2 separate regions of the Mus musculus genome follow, and region 2 is linked to region 1. Evidence: chromatin loops called from intact Hi-C (ENCODE). Cell type or tissue: left cerebral cortex. All regions are shown on one strand. Links, peaks and the distances in the headings refer to the core of each region. The heading gives the core; the rest is flanking DNA. Region 1 has its middle 22 kb from the start of Gm31867. Region 2 overlaps Stat1 (signal transducer and activator of transcription 1).

Region 1 (2,918 bases), core at 109-2,608:
ACAAATGCTTAAAACCTAAGGTGTGTTCTATCAGGGATTGGATGAAATATGCAATCTGGAGGCAGTTGTTTTTAAGTAAGGAAAATATAGTGAGCAGGCACTGCCAATCAAATCCCTGGCCAAATCTTGGCAAGTTTTCTTTGCCAGTGTTGCCATCCCACGGACAGTGAGAAGCACTGTGGTGGTCCTTGCCTCCATTTCTCTTCCATCTCTCTGTGCTTACTTTCACTTTTGTCCCCACCGCCCCTTTTTTCTTTCTCATATCCTAGAAGAATGAGGTCTCAGGAGCATGGGAAGCAAGCAGCATCACACTCTCAAACAGGTTCAGAAGAGCAGCTGTTAATAATTCATGGCAGCCTTCCTTGGTTCCCTCTCCAAATACCGTGAACACAATGGACTCCTGTGTCACTAGAATACGAAACAATGACCTGTCTTATATCCACCCTGGGTTGGGCAGGGTGTGCCCTGGTCAGGAAGAGTCAAGAAAGAGCATAGAAGATACAGCAGCCACCATCACTCATGTCTCAAAAAACTTACTGGGCAGTCTTCCAAATTCTCATTATATATTTGTCCTGGTCTTTAAAAAAAATCAACATGATTAGCTACTTTGACAAATGCACTCCTCAAAATACAAACAGTGGTATTTTAAAATCATAAAAGTAAAAACAAAATTTTAAGTACTGTGTGCTTTGCTTATTTCACTGATATATGTATATATACCTGGAATCCATTTGTTAAAAAATCTCAATCTTTGAAAGGATTAACATACACTTTAAATGGAAATCTTCATATGACTAAGCTTTTCAAGTAGTTTCTTCTACTTAATATTTAACATTTACTTCACCTTTTGATTAAACCATTGGAACGGCTGGAAGAATTCCCATGTGGGAAAATACCACACTAGGAGTCAAAACAATTGTCAGCCACTAACAATCCAGCTCAAAGTGGTCAAACAAATTTTCTAGAGACAAAACATGGTGCCATGGTCACTAGGGAGGACTAGGAGGGACTGAGGCCCAGGAAATAGCATGTCAGGATGCCCTGACGGGAAGCTGTAGATAGGGAGAGAGCCTCGTAAACAAATGAGATTAAGGAAATCTGGAAATTAGAGAAAAGAGAAGAGGATGCCCGGGTCTGTACAAAGACGAGAAACTATAACAGGTTGGTGGCAAATCCTGTCTGCTTTTCTAGTTTTCCTGAGGATGAGCTCAGCTAAGAGAGCTAAACATTGCCTCTGCTGGCACAGGAGCAGCAGGATTCTGCTTCTGCCAGGAGGCGGAGGAGGTGTCCCGTGGGTTGCTGAATACCCCTTAGAACAAACCTCCAGGCTATTCTTTGTTTGACTGCTTTTCACAACCTTCTATGAGCAGCACTACACTCTTGTCCCCTCTTCTTGCCCAGACTGAGAACTTTTAGCATCATGTGAGAGTGACTCTAATTCCTCTCAGAATGCCACTGATATATACAAGAGGTTTTATGAATTCAGATTCAATCCATGAATTCATATTACAGCTAGCCCTCTTTGTCCTCAAATGTGCGTGCATACCATTATGTTTTTCTGTTCTTCTCAAATGATGCCCTTCATCCATCCTGATGTCTCTCCTTCCTCATTAATATTTAATTCTCGAATTATGTCAGAGCCCAGAACTCATTGCAATAACATCCCCTTTACTGTTAGTAAACATGTCTAATTAGTCATCCATATAAAATTCATCCCCTTAGGCAGAAGGACGGTATAATGCTTAGGCATACTTTTTCATATATAGAAGCACAGGTTTTGATTGCTACTCCATCTTCATCCTTCATGGTGTCCCACGACTATAAGTACTCAATAGAAATGTGTAATCCCAATGATTTATTCATTAATTCATTTACTCACGAAATGTCTGTTAAACAGCTATTGTCGGAAATAGTCTTTCAATTGGTAATAGTACAAAGATATGATCCTGTAGAGAATTTTAATCCAGGAATGTGGCTGTTTTGGCAAGGGATAATAGCCAAAGGTCTTCTAGGTCTGTGTGATCCCAGCTGGTAATACAGACACATCTTTAATCTCAGGAGACAGAGGGAAGCCAATCTCTGAGTTACTGGTTAGTTCATATTGTTGTTCCTCCTATAGAGTTGCAGACCCTTCAGCTCCTTGGGTGCTTTCTCTAGCTCCTCCATTGGGGGCCCTGTGTTCCATCCAATAGATGACTGTGAGCATCCACTTCTGTGTTTGCCAGGTACTGGCACTCCCAGTAACTGGAACCCTCTATCCTGAGTTTCCTGATTTAAAAGTTAGTCTAGTCTCTGTCTGCTTATCTTATCTTTCAGACTCTTGGAATACTCTCTGAGGATAGCCTGCCCATGCCACATACGTCCTATAAGAGTTATTCACCAATTTCACTTTTCACCTTTGAAAGGGAGTTGTCCGAGATCAGGTATATGATATGGTATATAGGTTTACAGATCTGATATGTTGACACTGCAGCTGTTCCCTCTAGACAGAAACTGGATCCTGAAGGTTCACAGCACTTTGAACAGAATGCCAGAGAAAGAGTTCATAGGAAGTAAGGAGAGGAAAGATACTAAAGACAGTTCCACAAAAACAGCTTTCTAGCTTTGGGCTCACAGGGCACAAGGTCAAGCCAGACTAGAGCTGCCTCATCTCGTCTCCCCATTCCAAGAGAGGATTCAATTTGCAATAATTCTGAATAGGATCCTATATGGTGTCATTCTGCGCAGGCTATGCAGGAAGAATATCTGCATACGGTACTGACATGCTGTGTTCACGTAGCCATCCTGAGCAGCCATGAAATACAGGATTCCAACCCAATATGGTTTCCCCGATGGACACCCCCTCCCTGCCCCCATTCATTCAGCAGAAAGGCAAGTGCTGAAAACAGTGGCGGGAGTTAGACACTCTTCCCTTTCTT
Region 2 (2,918 bases), core at 233-2,732, 120 kb before region 1:
AGCTGTTAGTTCCTCCGTTTGTGCAAAGAGCGCTGCTTTCAGTATGCTGGAAGGTGATATCATGGGGCCTTTGACACCCTCAAACAAATTCCAGGAAACGGGTTTGTAGTCTTTGGACACCCCCTGTAGCTATTCTATTCCAGTGGGTTTTTTGTTTAATCTATGGAATAAAGATATACAGATACAATAAATTAGCAAATGTCCACTCATCGCAGTAGTCTCCAGATGAACCCCCAACAATCTCAGGGGCTCTAGCAGGGGCCCTACTCTTAGACCAGGGAAGAATGAGATGGGCCTGTCAAGTCACCGTAACGCCACCACGATGTGCTCTGTCCTCGAGCTTATTCTTGACTTCTGTCCAACATTTGCTTTTGGAATTATAGCATATGAGCTAAGTGAGATGACTCTGTCTGTAATCCAGGCAGTCAGGAGGCTGAGACAGGAAGGTCTCCTGGTGGAGGCCACACAGGGCTACATCCTCTGTCACAAAATAAGCAAATGGAATTAGTTGTGTGCTCTGAGGTGGAGGTGGCCCATGGGCTAAAAAGGTAGTCAGGGTTGATGGTTGGTCCAGCCTTGGCTCTCAGGCTCCAGAGGAATTGTGCACGAGGGCCAGTATACCAGCGCTGCTCTCTGTAATATGACTTGGGTATTTATTTAGTCTAACATTTCCATACAAGTCCCTATGGACTGGAATAGACCTAGCCTACTTTCCTAGAGGCCTTTGCCCAGAGCTCATATTAACAGATTGTCTACTATTTTTCTTCTGTTGTATTGGACATTTTATACATGCTTTCAGACTTTATACTTTGACCAGACCTTATGTGTTAGGCACTGTTAGCCAACTTCGCACATGAAGAACTTGAGGTTAACAGAGGTTAGTAAGCCAGTCACATAGTTAGAGGATATGGGTGCAGGTTGTGTTCATCTCTCTCTCCTCTTCTCCCCTGCTTCTACAGTACACCATTTTATAGAATGGTGCCATCGGCCACACTGCAACTGGAGGCAAACCCTTCAACATGCTTTTCAGTCTAAAATTGCTTTCCTAAAACTCAAGAGGCTTTCTTTGCAATCTAGCGGTGTGTTTGTGTTGGGGCACTCAAGGGTTACAGAATTCTCCACTGTGGTGCTGTCCTATACCCTGAAGGACGTTTAGCAGCACCCTGGCCTCTACTCTCTAGAATACCTGATGCCAATAGCACACACATGCCCATACCCTGCAACAGCTGGGTCAGAAATGCCTTCAGAGCGGCCCGCCGAGGAACAGAGCCACCTCTAAGACATCTGGAACTGCACCAACATGGAAGTCAGAGTCAGGGGCAGGCCAGTGTTCTATGAGGAACACTTTGCTGACTCCTGTATCCAGGGCAGCTCGCAGACTAGGGAGGGAGCTGAGGCGCTTGACAGTGATTTTACTTCTGATTTACTGGCCCACGTCTGAAACACTGGCTTTGCTTAGTTTGCTTACTCAGTGGCCTTTAAGGGAAGGTCATCAATTCCCTCCCCCCGCACCCCCCCCCCACCCCGGCACATGGCTCAGCATTTCCTCACACCGTTTTGAATGAGCCGAATTGCCGTGCTGCTGTCCCCAGACTTGCATAACAGCAGAAAGCTTTATATAGTGTGTCTGGGATGAGTCACAGCATTAATCCAGGAGGCCAGACAGTAATAACCCATCAGTTTAGGTGGTGTAAAAGGCCCTGATTAGTTCCAGAAGAATGAGAGGACGCACTAGCCCTTCTGGTTCCATGGTGGTGGTTTGCTGTAGGGGGCATTCTCCTGCTCGCTATTCTAGGGAGGGCAATGGTGTGAAATGCATGAATCACATGTCCCAAAGTCCGTGTACTGAACCTACCTACATTCTGTCTCTTGCAGATGAGCACAGTATAAACACGAATTTCTCTCTGGCGACATTTTTTTCCCATCTGTGATTCCTTCCTGCTACTGTTCCTTCATATGCAGTATTTCTAGGGAAATGCAAGAAAGAAAGAGCATCACATTTGCTGAGCACTGCTGGTAGAAAGTGGATATTTCTCTAATTAGAAACCTGTTACTCTGAAGGACTTCATGCATCTTACTGAAGGTGAAATGGAAAGTCACTTAACACAAAATGGATTTTGTAAACAAAGACCAAGAGATCCACCCAAGCACCAGGACTAGAGTGCGAGTATTTGGGGCAAGGTGAGGAGAACGGTCACTTTAGTAATGGTCTGTAATCAGTGCCCAAGTGCTGCACATCACTGGAAAGAGACATACTTATGGGGGAGGGGCCTTCTTGATGGAGGAATGTTTCTGTCCCGGGAGACATTGGCACTTCCCCTCTCCTGGATGGCCGGAAGTCTTCCACTGTTTTACATATGGCACAGTTCAAAGTCAACTTTAGATCCAATGCTCTATCAAACTATAGTGGGCATCCTTCATGTGAGTGGGAAGAAAACAACCGTGCTCCTTACTGCAGCTTCTGCCAAGGCATGGTTGCTCTCCTCAGGGACTAGCTTTGTTGGTGGCAATGGCTACACAAAACTAAACACCAACAGAAGTAAGACCATTTTCATGAGTACTCCATCAAGTTAAAGGGTTTTTGTTGTCTTTTTGGTCATGGATTGAATAAAATTGTCTTTGCACATCCATTAAGGGGGCCAGCTTTCTTAAAGCAATTTTTCTTTTTTTTTAACTAAAATTAGATATAGGTGAACTCATGTTTTTTAGTGGGCTGAACTTATCGGTTTTAGCTGGTTGTCTTAATTAGCCATAAACTTGGAGAAAGCAGTGACTTCTTGAATCCTTAGCCAAATATGAGTATCAGATAATTTTATTATTTTTTTTTCGAGACAGGGTTTCTCTGTGTAGCCCTGGCTATTCTGGAACTCACTCTGTAGATCAGGCTGGCCTGGAACTCAGAAATCCGCCTGTCTCTG

Evidence for each region. Hi-C counts contacts between places; a loop is a spot of excess contacts. Peaks named below come from ENCODE experiments on the same cell type or tissue, not always from the same donor. Only the 100,000 strongest peaks of a DNase experiment are listed, where the experiment ranks them.
Region 2: it touches region 1 in a loop (3-fold over the local background); 1 of 42 quality-filtered maps calls a loop at or near these places.

Annotation. Positions count from the first base shown.
Region 1 is chr1:52,279,130-52,282,047 of GRCm38, forward strand. No RefSeq gene overlaps it. Among named protein-coding and RNA genes, the nearest start is that of Gm31867, 22 kb to the left of the region's middle. In left cerebral cortex, for the core only: a CTCF peak has its summit at 1,238; a DNase peak (open chromatin) is centred at 1,260; H3K27ac peaks cover 1,327 bases.
Region 2 is chr1:52,157,408-52,160,325 of GRCm38, forward strand. It overlaps Stat1 (signal transducer and activator of transcription 1), which reads left to right. Exons shown (of 25, transcript NM_009283.4): 25 at 1,876-2,918. The coding sequence ends at 1,890. Among named protein-coding and RNA genes, the nearest start is that of Stat1, 39 kb to the left of the region's middle. In left cerebral cortex, for the core only: no CTCF peak of the experiment used is centred there; DNase peaks (open chromatin) are centred at 1,191, 1,684 and 1,827; H3K27ac peaks cover 1,913 bases.